Linked DNA regions of Homo sapiens: region 2 is linked to region 1. A link is a contact called in ENCODE Hi-C or POLR2A ChIA-PET data. All regions are on one chromosome and are shown on one strand. Each heading gives the region's core, a stretch centred on a gene start or an enhancer-like site at or near the end of the contact. The rest is flanking DNA. Distances are from core to core; before and after follow the strand shown. Region 1 holds the start of ZNF710 (zinc finger protein 710). Region 2 holds the start of SEMA4B (semaphorin 4B).

Region 1 (7,435 bases), core at 1,845-4,344:
CAAGCATCAGCACTGGTGGGGCCAGGGAGCTGACTTCACTTGTCTCCTCCAAGATGCGCTGGACTCCTCCTTTATTTATTTATTTACTCCCTTCTAGAAAGAAGTTGTGCTTCTTTCCAAACACAACTCTGCTAGAAATATCTCTGGGCCACAAGGCAAACCTAAAATAGAAGTGCAAAATCTCTGGTGGTCCCATTAGTCTCCCTTCCTCCAACTCAAAAACCATTCCAGACCTTGTCTGTCTCCTTGTCTCTAGACAGTGAGCCTAAAATAAGTCTCCCTGGTAGGAAATGCCTGGTTGGAATGGAAATGACCCAAGCCCTGGAAAAATGGCCCGCTGACCACACACCGTGGGCTGAGGACTCACCCAGGTATCAGCTCTGAGAAGACAAGCAAGTGAGCCCGCGTCCCACTTCAACTCACTGCAGCCCCCTCCACCAAGACACAGGCAACCAGGCCAGGCTGGAGGAAGAAAATGTGACCCAAACATCCAATTCCCCCTACCCAAAAGAAAGCAGCTCTATCCCCACGGCCCTCATGCAGGAAAGCCAGCTCCAGAAGGTCACTGGGGCACCAGGTGGGCACCTCTCTGGAGCTACAGATGACCGATCAGAGGTTCTGCTCCGAGACTGGCAGGTACCCAGCACAGTTACCCTGGCCTGAGGGTCAGCTAATAAAACCAATGAGAAAGTATAGAAAATAACATTCTCTTTAAAACAAATGAGAAAGGAATGGCCACTCTAGGTTTTCAGAAGTCAAAACCAGATAGCCCCATCGGCTTTGATCACATTAGGAATACACTGTCTCTTATCTAACGAGTTAAGAACGGTTTTCTTCTTCCCTTCTCCCACGTGGCCCCATTGGTTCTCTAGGCCCCCTGGTGAAGATGCAATAGGGACACAGACCCCCAGCCCTCTACTTGGCAGAAATGAACTTTGACTGGTTTTACTTACACGTGTACAAATGCAGGACTGAGAGGGCAGCTTCAAAGCTGGCTGAGTGACCCCCAAGAGCACAAAGTCCTTCTCCGCACACCTGTGGGGGAGTTTTGTGAATTTCCCAGATGCCCACAGGGACTAGTTATGTACACTGCAGGTCGATACCGGCCGGGAGTTTCCATTTTGCACAGCAAGAAAGGTGCTCAGGGTGCCCTTTGCAGGTGGGCACTCGGCCTGCAGCTCAAGGGTGGGCCATGACGTTGGTCCCTCACTGGATTGCCCGGCAGGCCTCCCTCAGACCCAGTAGGACGAGTACCTCGAAGAGTCCTTGTGATCCCAGCACTTTGGGAGGCCGGGGCGGGCGGATCACGAGGTCAGGAGTTTGAGACCAGCCTGGCCAATATGGTGAAACCCCGTCTCTCCTAAAAATAATTAAAAATTAAACGGGCGTGGTGGCGTGCGCCTGTAGTCCCAGCTATTGGGGAGGTTGAGGCAGGAGAATCGCTTGAACCCGGGAGACGGAGGCTGCAGTGAGCCGAGATCGCGCCACTGCACTCCAGCCTGGGCGACAGAGCAAGACTCCATATCAAGAAAAAAGAAAAGGCACCCCGGATACTGCTACGCCTTGCCCTAACCGTCTCGCAAATCCTAGAGATACATGAATGACCCTTTCAGGTTGGTTAAAATCCACACAAGCACCTCCCTGGCCTCTTAAATCTTTCCAAACTACAGCTTAGACTGGAGGGAAGCAGTTGCAGCGCCCATAAAAGTCATCTTAAAAGGCAAGTTGGAAAAAAACCCGATACGCACTAGTTAGCAAGTCCGCGGTGAAGGGGGCGGTGGCCCAAGGGCCGGATCTGCGGGATCTGTGCGCCTAGGGTGGGGAGGCTGGGGCTGCCCCGTCGGTCCCCGAGCCCGCGCGCCCACCTGGTAGCCTGAGGGCCCCGATCTGACGCTGGTGCTCACGCCCCACAGCTCCATCCAATTAGGAAAATGACCGCGAGAAGACGGAGAGAGGGCGACGAGGAGGAAGGGGGGCTGAGCCGCGGGAGGCTCAAGACGGGCCGTAGGGACCCCGCCCGCCACCCCCACCCCCACGCCCCCAGACAGCGAGCGCCGGTCCTGGGTCCCCGGCCCGCGGCGCCCCGACGCTGTCCCGGCGGAGATCCCGCGGCGCCCAGCGTGCGGCGGCCAGTGGCCCTCGGGGACGCCCCCAGCCCCGCCAGCGGCGCGCTCAGCTCTCCCCCACCCCCGGCCGGCTGGGACGCGCAACAACCCCACCCGCTCCGAGAATAAAGTTTGTGGGCAGCCGTAGGGGCGGGGCGGCGAGGGGGTGAAACTTTGAGTCCCGGGCCGGGTGTGGGGGGAGCGCACCCAGCACCGGGACACCCACGTGCGGGCCCGAGAGCCTCCGCCACCGTCGCCTCCCGGGCCTCCCGCGCCGCCGCCGCCGCCGCCGCGACGCTTTCCTTTCATTTTTGCCTCTCTCTCTCTCTCTCTCTCTCTCTCTCTCATTCGCGCGCTCTCCTCCCTCTCGCCCTCTTTCGCTCGCTCCCTCCCTCTCCCTTCCCCCTCCCCCTCCTCTCCCTCCCCCCCACCCCAGACGCCATCTCTCCCTCTTTCCCCGGCTCTCCCTCTCTCCCTCCAGCTCTCCGGCATGAGGGAATGTGGAAGTGAAAGGAAAAGACGACATGTTTGCAGCGCGGCGCGGGCCTGCGCGCGGCCGTCCCCAGGGAGAGGCGGGGGGCGGGTCGGCCGCGGCCGCAGCGACCCACCCCCGCGCCCCCCGCGCCCCCGCCGGCCGGCAGCGCGGGGCTGCGGGGCTGGGGCTGGGGCTGGGGCGGGGGGCCGCGCGGGACACTCACCCTGGGTCCGGGCGCGGCTCCTGCGCTGGGGCCCTCGGCGGGCCGGGCCGGGCCGGGCCGGGGGCTCCTGGCTGCCCACCGCCCGGGCTGCTGCTGTGCGCCCGCCGCCCGCCTCCACGCGCGCCCGCCGCCTGCTCCTGCCGCCCTCCCTCCGGCTCCTCTCTTTCTCTCTCTCCCCCCTCCTCTCGCTCGCTCTCTCGCTCGCGCTCTCTCCCTCCCTGGAAGAAGGGAATGAGGCAGGGCTGACGTGAAGGGATGCAAAACAGCTCCTCCTAAGCCAGCTCGCAGAGGAAGAGAGAGACAGAAAAGCAGCCCTTTTATCTCTCTTTTGTTTTCTCACTTCCTTCCACCCCCAACACCTCCCTCTTGTCAGCCCAAGTTTTCTTTTCTCTTTCTACCGCAGAGGATTTTTCTTCCTTTCTTTCTCTTTCTTTCGGTTCAACTCTCCCACTCGAATTGAAAGCCTGAAGGGTTTTCTTTCTCCTGTTTTTTTCTTCCCTCTTTTCTTCCTTCTTCCTCCTTTCTTATTTCTCTAAAAGGGTTTTGTTTGCTGTGGGAGTTTCGTTTGAAAATCAAGTCACGCCTTTTTTCCTTCTTTTCTTTCTTTCTCTCTCTCTCTTTTTTTTTTCTCCTCTCAGCAGAAAAGGGGAACAAAGATTAACTGAAGCGGGGAAGAGGCAGACCTCGCTTGGAAATGGGGGGCCCGGCCCTGTCCGGTACAAAGGGGGCCCGGGGGCCCTGCGCCCCGCCCCCCCCAAGGGAAGCCAGGGGCGTCCTCTGGAGAGGAGAGCCGGTGCGGGTGTTGGGGCACGGGTGCGGCTCCTGGGTGCCGGTTCCTTCCCAAGTGCGAGCGAGGGCCGCCGAGCCCGCCCCTCCCCAGCCAGAGGTGGCAAGCTGGGTGTGTGTGCTTCACTTATGTATTTTTAAAGTAGGCAGATGGGCCTGGAACAAACATCCCCGCAGAGCACTGAACAGCAAAAGCCTTTAAACAGCTGTTAGCAGAGCCCTGGACGGCCTGACTCGAGGGAGCGGCGCGGGCTCCGAGCGCCAGGGCCCGGGTGGAGAAGGGGCTCAGGGCAGCTGCTGGGATCGGCGGGCTGGCGGGGTCCCCGAGCCCAGGGCCTGGGCCTCGGCCCCGGGGCGCACTGCTGGGGGGCGCCGAGGCGTGGTCGCTGGCAGCGCGGCCGTCAGGTCCCTCTCGGCTCCCTGAGGGGCCGCGGGGTTTGGCACAGCCTCGCCGCCCTCCAGCTCCGGCGCAGGCCGGACACCAGGCCTCCAACCTCCAGAACACCCGCCACTCCGAGCCGTTTCTCGACTGCAACGCAGGGCGGGTCCGGAGCCCTCGGACAGAGCCGGGCAGTGCCGCCAGGAAGGGTCAATTATTCATGGGGCGCCCGGGCGTGCTCCCAAGACCTGCTCTGTCCTCGGGTTCTCCGGAGGAGTGGGGAGAAGACGGGGGAAAGTTCCCAAAGCAAAGTTGGTCACATTTGTCATTTTCCCAAGTAAGTATTGAGCACCTGCTGGATGCCGGGCCCTCGGACTGGGGCTGCAGCCAGGGGGAGAAACGTGAGGTCTCGGTGGGCCCCGAGAGCAAACTCAGGGAACAATGCAAGGGAAGCTGCGGCTCAGGACCAGGTCACCGGGAGGAAGGAAAGCCTGGATCCTCTCCCCTCCCTCTTCCCTTCCTTCCCTTCCCTTCCTTCCTCCCGGCTGCATCTCCTTGGCTCCACCCCTTCTCCTCATCAATTCCTCCCACACTTCCCTGCTCTCCCTGGCTTTTCACTGAAGGGTCCCTTCTCCCAGGGAGGAGCAGATGCTGAGCCCCATTGTCTCTCCCCCAGTGACTGCAGCCTCCCGGGGACACGACCTGCCACTCCTCACCCCTCCCCCCAGCCCTGAGCCCTGGGCCTTTAGAAACGAGAGCCCCAAGGCCACGGCCCCTCGCCCCACCCTAAACCAGCTCCTGGTGCTCTGAGCTATGACTCCAGTCACTCAGAACACATTTGTCTCTGACGAGGAGTGAGGAAACAGTAGCCTGAGAGTTTGGTTCAACAAGAAGGACACCATGGTCTTTTAACATCAGCACCCTGAGCCCCCAATGACCCCAGGGCCTTTGCCCAGGTCTGCAGGAAACCACATTTCCGTCATCACTTGCAGCCTCCCACTTAGTACACCCAAGCTGCATCCTCCAAAAAAGCAGAATGCAGCTCTTAGAGCCAAGCATGCACTTAACAAATGCCTACTGAGTACCTACCCCGTGCCGGCGAAGGTGCTGGCTGCTGAGGACCGAATCATCAGCAAGACGCAGTCCTTGCTTTGGCCTTTGGCTTTGCAGGCGAAGGAGCAAGAAAAGAAGACAGCAACCTCAGTGCCATGCGATACAGGCAAGAGTGAACCAAGAAAGCTCCTAAGAGGGTGCTTGGACTAAGGTGGTCAGGTGTGGCTTCCTGGAGGAGGTCGTGTCTAGATTAGGCTGTGCTAGCCAAATGCATGGGAGAGAACAGTCTGTCCAAAGGCCCCAGGGCAAGACGGCACATTATTACAGGTTCTTAGAACTGTCAAGAGTTGAAGTGTTTACTGCAGCTTAGAATACAAGTGGGTGGGGGGAGAGTGAGGATAGAGCACAAGTGGGAAAAAGGGGAGGGTGTCAGGGAAATATTCAGATTTTAGCCCCTCCCACTTGCTAACTTCATGAATGTAAATGAATAACATAACTTCAGTGAATAACTTCGACTTAATTTCGGGACATATAAAATGCAGGTAAGAAGACCTGTGGATTGCAGAGACAGTGTCTTAGTTTAAGGGCCCAGGCTTACCTGCTGCATATTCCTGGGCAAGTCAACCTCTCTAACTTTTCTGTAAAATAGGGATAAAAATACCTGCTTCACAGTTTGTTGTGAGGCTCAAACCCCACACCTAGCATGGTGTCCGGTACATAAGCACCAATCCCCGGTAGCTTTTATTTACTATTACTACAAATCAGGGAGTGACTGGGTAGTGCCCCGATGACCTGGAAATAAGATTACGTTCAGGGTTGAAACCAGAGTGACTCACCACACCAGAAACATGATGAGCTGACTGAGGGGGAAGCATTCCTTCAAAGATGACCAGTGTCCCACTGGGAGGCTGGGATTGGTGAACACCACATCCGATCAAGATGGCCAGGTGGCTTCTCAGGAACATGACCAGAGCTTGATGACTGGTTATCAAGGCCCAGCCTGATCAGCAGAGTTGTAGCCTGCCTGAGGAACAAATAGGAATCAGGAGAGGATGGGCCTCATGAAATCCAGGAAGGCCCCTGGGAGCAGGCACCTGGCTATGTTTGCTCAGGAGAGAGACGTAATCACAGAAGTTTGCACTGGAGGAGCAGGGGAGGGATAGGGGGTGATTATTGACTTCTCCACAACGTGATTTAAAGCTCCCAAAACCTCTTAGTCCTTTGGTTGGATTATTGGTTCTCCAAGTGACCTGCACATGAACTTGGCACCAGCCAAATGCCCTCAAGGATCCAGGCAGATACCACAGCTCCAGTTCCTGCTTTGTAAACATTTTACACTTCTATTATTTCTTTCGTGAGTGGGAGTCTCGCTCTGTCACCCATGCTGGAGTGCAGTGGCACGATCTTGGCTCACTGCAACCTCCGCCTCCTGGGTTCAAGCGATTCTCTTGCCTCAGCCTCTCGAGTAGCTGGGATTACAGGTATGTGCCACCACACCCAGCTAATTTTTTTTTTATTTTTAGTAGAGACAGGGTTTTGCCCTGTTGACCAGGCTGGTCTCAAACTCCTGACCTCAGGGGATCTGCCTGCCTCGGCCTCCCAAAGTGCTAGGATTACAGGCATGAGCCACTGCGCCCAGCCCTCTGTTATTTCTTTACAACACAAGTTCATTGTGAAAGAATTCGAAAACGAACCCTATCTAGAGACATATTTCGGTGTATATCCTTGGACATTTTATATCCTAGTGGCTACATGTAAGTGCACACCATAATAAAACTGTACAAAGTCAATATCATTAAGCAAATGATGACTCTATGTATAAGCATGTTATTTTTACAAAATTAACAAAAATGGCATAACACTACACCTACTGAATTGCAGCTACTTTCACCCGGTATATGTCACAAATTATCTTCTGGTCTGTAAACATCCACATTCTTCTTTGGATACAGGGTCTTGCTCTGTCAGCCAGGTTGGATTACAGTGGCATGATCATAGCTCACTGCAGCCTCGAACTTCTGGGCTCAAGCCATCCTCCCACCTCAACCTCCCGAGTAACTAGGGTTACATTTGTGTGCCACCATGCTCGGCTGTATTTTTTCTTTTTGTTTTTTGGTACAGACTGGGTCTTGCTATGTTGCCCAGGCTGGTCTCGAACTCCTAGGTTCAAGCAATCCTCCTGCCTCAGCCTCTCAAAGTGTGGGGATTACTGGCATAAGCCACCTCACCCAGCCCACATTGTCATTCTTAGTGAATGATATTATTCCATGGTATGTGTGTATCTTAATTTGTTTAAACAAATTGTTAGACTCATGGGATGTTTGCAGGTTTTTCGCTTTTATGAACCTGCTTTGATAAACATACCTGTACAGCCACCTTAGTGCGAGGCTGGGCTAAGCACTTTATTTGAGGTA
Region 2 (7,435 bases), core at 1,611-4,110, 200 kb before region 1:
AGGGCCCTGGGCCCGGCGTCCCATGGTCACCACGAGCCTGCCCAGGATGGGCACACTGCCAGGAACATCTAATGAGCCCCCTGGGATGAGGCAGGAAACCGCCTTAGGCCACACTCAAGGGTGAGCCTGTTCAGTTACCAGGGCATTCCCCTCTCGGACTCCCAGCCAGCCCTAGGACCTGCACGTAGGTAAGAGTAGGAGGTGGGTATGAGGGCCAGGAGGAAGCCCAGAGAGGGGGCACTCCAGGGTATAGTGGCAACTCAGTCGACTATAGATACGTGCTCACAAGTTCAGGTAGCTAGGTGCCACTACACTATTCCAGGGCTTTGGTGGGACTGGAAAAATGGGCCACTCCGGGCAGACCTAGCCCCAAGAACATAGCAGAAGGGGTCTTTTGCTCCAGGACTCTTAGGTTGGAGAGCTGAGTGTGGACTGCATTTCAGGTCCTCTCAACCCTCAGCTGGGCACCTTGGTACAATGCACAAAATGCAAGCCCACCTACGGCAGCCCTGACAGGTGAATGCTGGTGCGTGACAGAAGCCTGGGAACAGTCACGGGCTTGTAGAAGTGGACCAGGTCCTGCAGCTGCATTGGTAATAATAACCAAGTATTCTAGCTGCTCCTCGGGAAGCAGGTCCCCTCGATTCCCCTCGCTGCTCTCCAGTTTTGCCTTCTAGCTACCCTGTGATTGTCCCATCCAGTTCCAGAGTTGGACATGAAACCTACCGTCTTTTGACATGGTCCCATGAGCTGGCCCAGCTTTCCCAAGGCCATAAGTGGAGTCCATTGGAGCATCTGCCCCCATCTCACCCTGCCTTCTCCCAAAAATGAGAGGGTCTGAGGGCAAAGGGAGTTGTGGCCACAACAGAAGTAGCAAGACAGCAGGCCTGGGGCTGGTTACACCTGTTCATCCTGACTTCACAAGCTGAAGCACCCAAGGGGCTACAGTCAAACTAACACCCCAACCCTGTCCTAACCCCAGGCAGAATCACCCCAGATCTGGGCAAGATGTACAGAAGTAAACTCTGAGCTGAGTAACACTCATTCAGCGGTTCCCGTACCAGGCCCTGTCCTAACGACTTTTCAAACACGAGCTGATTTAATCCTCACTACCTTGAGGTAGGTTCTGTTATTATACCTGTTTTACAGATGAAGAAATCAAGACCCAGAAACTTTAAGTAGCCTGCTCAAGGTCACATGGTTACTAAGTGGCTGAGGTAGCATTTGAACCCAGGTCATCTGCAGTATTTCAGACAGGGGTTCAGGTAGGGTTACTTGAAGCCGCTAGGGCCCTGCCTTAATTTAAGTGCTGATTCTACTATTTCCCTTTGTAAACAGGATGCTTTTAGAGGTGGGGATGCTGTGAGGAGATGGAAGTCTGGGACAGTTTCAGTCTGTAACCTCTAATTCATACATGCTTTATTCCAAGTCATACAATATGACAACCAACAAGTTAAAGGGCTTGCGGATACATCTGTTGGGCACTTATAAACTTCATACCCGAGTAACACACCTTGCAAGGCACCTACGACTGCCTATTTTGCAGATGAGAAAGGTGGGGCACTGGGAGCAGAAGGCACTTACTTGCCCAGTGGAAGAAATGGGCTTGGGATCCAGGACCCTCTGAATCTAAAGCCCAAGTGCCCCAAGAAGAGCTGGAGAAGCAACCGGATGGAAGGGAAAAGGAGAGGGAAGGGCGGAGGGCTGAAACAGGAGGTGGCCACAGAAGCAGATGTGAGGACCAGGAAAGGAACCCAGCCAACCAGGATGCTACTCCCAGGTCACTCTGAGGAGGGGTCGCGCCCAGGACTTGGGAATGTCAGCGCCCAGAGCTGCCCCCATCCGCAGTCTGTTCGCTCCCAGGACTTGGGAATGTCAGCGCCCAGAGCTGCCCCCATCCGCAGTCTGGTCGCTCCCAGGGCCTGGAGGTCTCTCCATGCTGGGGCTTGGGGCTGCACTGGCAAGCCAGGGATGGAGGGGCGGAGAGGGAGGATCGGGCGCCTGCCCGCCCACCACAGCTCCCGGCCCTGCTGCGACTTGCTGGGAATACCAGAACCCCAGTGTTTATAGGACTGCAAGCAGTGGCCTCCCTCTACCCCGAGCCGCCCTCGGGGGCGGCACCGCGGTCGGCTCTGGTCAGCATCAAAGACAAGTAGATGGGCAGGCGGACCCCGCCGAAAGTGCATCCTCCTAAGGGAACTAGGGGGGACGACAGAGCGGGCTAGACCCCATCCCTACGCAGAAAGAAAACTGAAGAAAGGGGCCAGCGGCCCCACAGCTCCCCTCTCCTCTCCCTCCCTCCGCGCAGCGCCTTGAAAAAAGAAGGGGTCCTAATGGATCCCGTGCCTCCGACAGGTCCCCTCCTTGGTCCTTTGTCACGGCCACCTCCGCACGAGGCACGTCCCCGGCAGCCTTCCTTCCCCCGGCCCGCGTCCCCGGGTCCCCGGCACTCACCCAGAGGCAGGCTGATCCGGGGGCTGAGCGCCCAGGTCGGAGGCGGCGGCTGCAGCAGGAGCAGCAGCAGCAGGAGCAGCAGCAGCGGTGGCCGAGGCGGCAGCGCGCCCCATGGGGCGGCGAGCCAGCTCCTCAGGCCCATCGCGGTGCGCAGCATTCGGAGAGCAGGAGCGACGGTGTCCCGCGGCTCGGGCTCAGGTGGCTCGGCCGGACTCACGGGCGGCAGCTCCGCCCCGCGGTCCGCCCCCGAGTCGCCCCGGGGGCCCCCGCCTCCGGACCTGGGGGGCGGGAGGTGGGAAACAGGGTCAAGTGGGCCCTGGCAAACTCAGCCCCTCCGCGGGGCACCGCAGTCCTCCCGCCGGCGCCGGCCCCGCAGCCTCGGCTTGGGCAGAGCTCACCCGCAAGCGGCGGAGGGCGGGGCTGAAGGAGGAAGTCGGCCGTGAGCCCGGCCGGCCCGCCCCCTTCCCCCTTCCTCCTTCCCGGGCGCTGGCAGCGCGAGGGGCGGCAGCTCGGGGCGCTGCCGCAGGGGCCAAGCCCGGGATCAGTAGCCCCGGCGGCCGCCGGAGCGCTGGGACGCGGACGAAAGCCGACCCCCAGCTCCCCGCCCCCACTGCTCAGACCCTCCCACCGCCGCCCAGGCCCTGGCCCCTTCCGGCTCCTCTGGGACCCTCTGCTAGTGGCGTTGGTTTGGGGACACGCTGCGTCCCCGCTATGCGCCTAGGGAGTTAGGGGGCGGATGGTGATTAGGCCTTGGTCTCCTCCCTTTAGGCGCCCCCTCCGCTCTTGCTCCTGGCGACCCCCTTGTTCCTGCGACCAAATGAACTCGGCCGAGCTCGTGCTGACACTGGGGCTAGCAGCTTGAGAGTCCAATTTTTGCACAGGTCAATCCACTGCAAGTCATGGCTGGGCATTCACTACAAGCTCAGCACTTAGTCTAGGCACCCTGCGGGCTTGTCCGCTTAATATTCTGTCCACGCGAAGCCCTCGGGTGGGGGAAGGGCAAGATTAGCTTAAGTGGGATAATAGGATTTAATGTACTGCTGAGGAGGTAAAACCTTCACAACCTGCACGTGACCCGGCAGGGGAAGGGAACCCCTAAGACTGGAGTGGAAGCCCAGAGGCACCCACCCCTAATCCTCCTGGCTCCTAACATCTCCACGGGTGGAGTTCAGCTCTGCTGAGACCAGGGGTTTCCAACTGCAGCCTGGACCATTAGCAGATTCTGAAATCAATTTAGTGGATCCCAACAGCATTAAGAAACAAACAAAACATAGAAACTATCTAAGCAATAATCTCAAAGGATAAGTAATTTTGGGAAAGCTACTTCAACTTTTCCTAAGTGTGCACAGGATTACAGAAAAATGTAGTAGTTCCTCCTGTAGTTAAGAGTCCAAAAGAGTGAAAGCCTCTGCTAGTTATTTCCATGGCAGTAGAGACCATCGCTCCATAAATTTGCTGCAATTGCAGGAAAGCTCCTCTTCACCCCCAGCCAAAATCAGCCTCCTCAGAGCACCTCTTTTCCTCTCCTCCCGACTTTCAGGGTCTGCCACATCTGCTCCCACAACAGGGATGCTGTCAAGAGGGTGGGCACAGCACCCACATGGTCCCAGGTCTCCTTTCTTACAGCTAAGTTTCCTCATGCTGCATGATTTCTGTACCTCCATCACCTTCTGTGGACATGGTGCAGGCTAGCAGCATCCCTTTTAAAGGGGCTCCCAGAACTGGACACAGAATTCCACATGGGATATGGACAGCACCAAGCACCCACAGTGCTACTATTGCCCAGGTTTGGATGCTTACTCTAAATGGGTTCAATCCACCTACAGCCAGTGATACCCAAACCCCTATCTGCCGCCTAGTCCAGCCCTGCTCAGCCCTTAACTCCAAAAGGCCTCAACTTTTTTTTTTTTGAGACAGAGTCTTGCTCTTTTGCCCAGGCTGGAGTGCAATGGTGCAATCTCCACTCACTGCAACCTCTGCCTTCTGGGTTCAAGTGATTCTCCTGCCTCAGCCTCCCGAGTAGCTGAGATTACAGGTTTATGCCACCACACCCCGCTAATTTTTTGTATTTTTAATAGAGACAGGGTTTCACAATGTTGGCCAGGCTGGTCTTGAACTCCTGACCTCGTGATCCACCTGCCTTGGCCTCCCAAAGTGCTGGGATTTCAGGCGTGAGCCACCACACCTGACCCGGCCTCAATATTTCTACTTGGCTGTCTGAAAACCATCTCGAGCCCAACATGTCCCAAACTAAGCTCCTGATCTCTCCCCCTTCTCAAAAATGTGCTCCACCTACAGCCTTCCCCATTTCATTTAATGGCAATTCCATCTTTAAATTGCTCAGGCCAAAACCCTCAGCTCCTCTCATTATCTCACTCCTCACATCCAGTCCATTAGAAAATCTATAATCTGACCACTTCCCAGCTCCCTAGGGCCCAGGCACCACCCTCTTTCTCCTGGTTACTGCAAGGGCCTCCTAACTGTTCTCCCCGTTTCCTCCTTGGTTCCCCTACAATCTATTCTCAACACAGCAGCTGGAGTGAGTCTTTAAAACACAAGCCAGGACAGGGGTGGTGGCTCACGCCTGTAATCCCAGCACTTTGGTGGGCCGAGGCGGGCAGATCACTTGAGGTCAGGAGTTCAAGACCAGCCTGGCCAACATGGTGAATCCCCATCTCTACTAAGAACACAAAAATTAGCTGGGCATGGTGGTGTGTGCCTGTAATCCCAGCTACTCGGGAGGCTGAGGCAGGAGAATTGCTTGAACCGGGGCCTGGGAGGCGGAGGTTGCAGTGAGCTGAGATTGTGCTACTGCACTCCAGCCTGGGCTACAGAGCAAGACTCCATCTTAAACAAAACAACACACAACACAAGCCAGATCAGGGCTTTCCTCTGCTCAAAACCCTCCAAGGGTTCCCCCATCTCATTCACAATGACCTTACTTGGAGTGGTCTGCAAAGCCCTCCATGTCATCCTCACCACCAGTACCACTGCATCCTCTACTACTTTTCCCCTCACTCATCCACACCAGGTACATATATAGTAGCCCGAACCAGCAGGGCCTTTGACCTGGCTGCTCCCTCACCTGGCACACTCTCCCCCTAGATAACCACAGGACTGAGTCCCTTGCTTCCTTTTGCTCATTTATCACCTTGAAGAATCTGAACTTCCTCCTAATATGCCCCTTATCTCCTTAAAAATACCTTGAGATATTTTTTCAGAGCACTCATCACTGAATAACATACGATATATTAGTTATGGTTTTTCTTTATTGTCTGACATCCCATCTCCCCCAGAATGCTGACTGAGAGGGCAGAGATTTTTGCTTATTTGGTTTGTTAAGTAATGTATCTCAAGCCTCTAGAATAGTGCTTGGCACATGGTAAGCAGGACTTCAGTAAGTACTGGATGAATGAATGAATGAATGCAACTTGAGTCACAGAATACTGCTGACTCATGTCAGCTGACAACCAGAACTATTTTTTTTATATCAACTTTGGTCCAATAAAGAGTTTTACCAGCCAGGCGCGGTGGCTCACGCCTGTAATCCCAGCACTTTAGGAGGCCGAGGCAGGCGGATCACGAGGTCAGGAGATCGAGACCATGGTGAAACCCCGTCTCTAATAAAAATACAAAAAAAAATTAGCCGGGCACAGTGGTGGGTGCCTGTAGTCCCAGCTACTCAGGAGGCTGAGGCAGGAGAATGGCGCGAACCCGGGAGGTGGAGCTTGCAGTGAGCCGAGATCACGCCACTGCACTCCAGCCTGGGCCACAGAGCGAGACTCCATCTCAAAAAAAAAAAAAATTAATTAATTAATTAATAATAAAATAAATAAATCTAGTGGTTCTGGCTCAGATGTCATCCCACTGAAGTCATGTTGAAAACTGATTCTATTATCATACATTTGGCTTCCCCTTCCAGTATGGGGTCATCTGTAAACATGATAACCATTCCTTATGCCTTTATTCAAGCTATTGATAAAAATATTGGGTGAGCAGGGCCGGGCATGGTGGCTCACGCCTGTAATCCCAGCACTTTGGGAGGCCGAGGTGCGCGGATCATGAGGTCAGGAGCTCGAGACCATCCTGGCTAACACAGTAAAACCCCATCTCTACTAAAAATACAAAAAATTAGCCGGGCGTGGTGGCGGGCGCCTGTAGTCCCAGCTACTCGGGAGGCTGAGGCAGGAGAATGGCGTGAACCCGGGAGGCGGAGCTTGCAGTGAGCCGAGATCGCGCCACTGCACTCCAGCCTGGGGGACAGAGCGAGACTCCGTCCCAAAAAAACAAAAATTGGGTGAGCAGATCTAGCACCTAAATCTTCGTTTACTTTTTTCTTTTTTATTGAGAGAGGGTCTCACTCTGTCACCCAGGCTGGAGTACAGTGGCAAGATCTCAGCTCACTACAACCTCCACCTCTCAGGCTCAAGCAATCCTTCCACCTGAGCCTCCTGAGTAGCTGGGACTACAGGCATGCACCACCACACTCGGATAATTTTTGTAATTTTTTTGTAGAGAAAGGGGTTTCACCACGTTGCCCAGGCTGGTCTCAAACTCCTGGACTCAAGCGATCTGCCCACCTCGGCCTCCCAAAGTGCTGGGATTACAGGCATGAACCACTGTACCTGGCCAATCTTGGTTTCCTAATCCTACTCTCTAATAAGAGAACCAAGATTCTTTGGGTGAATGTAAGGGAAAGTACGACATAAACATGAGACATTTTGTTGGGCCAGAAAGCAATGATCAGAAACTAATGAGGCCATGTCCAAAGGACATCGGAACCAGCTTGATGACCAATCTGAGCATTAAAACATAATGAAGTAATGGATTAATACATTAAATTTAAAAACAATCCATTAGTCCACAGTGAAACCCAGAGAGAGAGAAAAAATAAGGGGTGAAAAGGAAGCTTTTCTTTACCAAAAAATGCTGGTTAATAATGTAGAAGAGGCCGGGTGCAGTGGCTCACGCCTGTAATCCC

The links. A loop is a pair of places that touch in the nucleus more often than their neighbours do. ChIA-PET counts read pairs that join two places held with the same protein, here RNA polymerase II (POLR2A). Pooled maps may share reads with other maps.
Region 2: a loop to region 1 is called in a pooled map, with 7 times the contacts of the local background. The contact joins the promoter of SEMA4B here to the promoter of ZNF710 in region 1. A Hi-C loop is called at or near these places in 1 of 168 maps with a recorded cell type or tissue (prostate gland) and 5 of 50 pooled maps. POLR2A ChIA-PET finds 5 or more read pairs at or near these places in 3 of 52 experiments (GM12878, MCF 10A and naive thymus-derived CD8-positive, alpha-beta T cell).

Annotation. Positions count from the first base shown.
Region 1 is chr15:89,996,983-90,004,417 of GRCh38, reverse strand. It overlaps ZNF710 (zinc finger protein 710), which reads right to left and starts at 3,094. Exons shown (of 5, transcript NM_198526.4): 1 at 2,804-3,094. RefSeq lists enhancers at 745-1,512, 1,513-2,281 and silencers at 1,981-2,480, 2,896-3,064, 3,473-3,642.
Region 2 is chr15:90,196,755-90,204,189 of GRCh38, reverse strand. It overlaps SEMA4B (semaphorin 4B), which reads right to left and starts at 2,860. Exons shown (of 14, transcript NM_198925.4): 1 at 2,455-2,860. The coding sequence starts at 2,611. RefSeq lists a silencer at 2,409-3,168 and an enhancer at 2,341-3,312.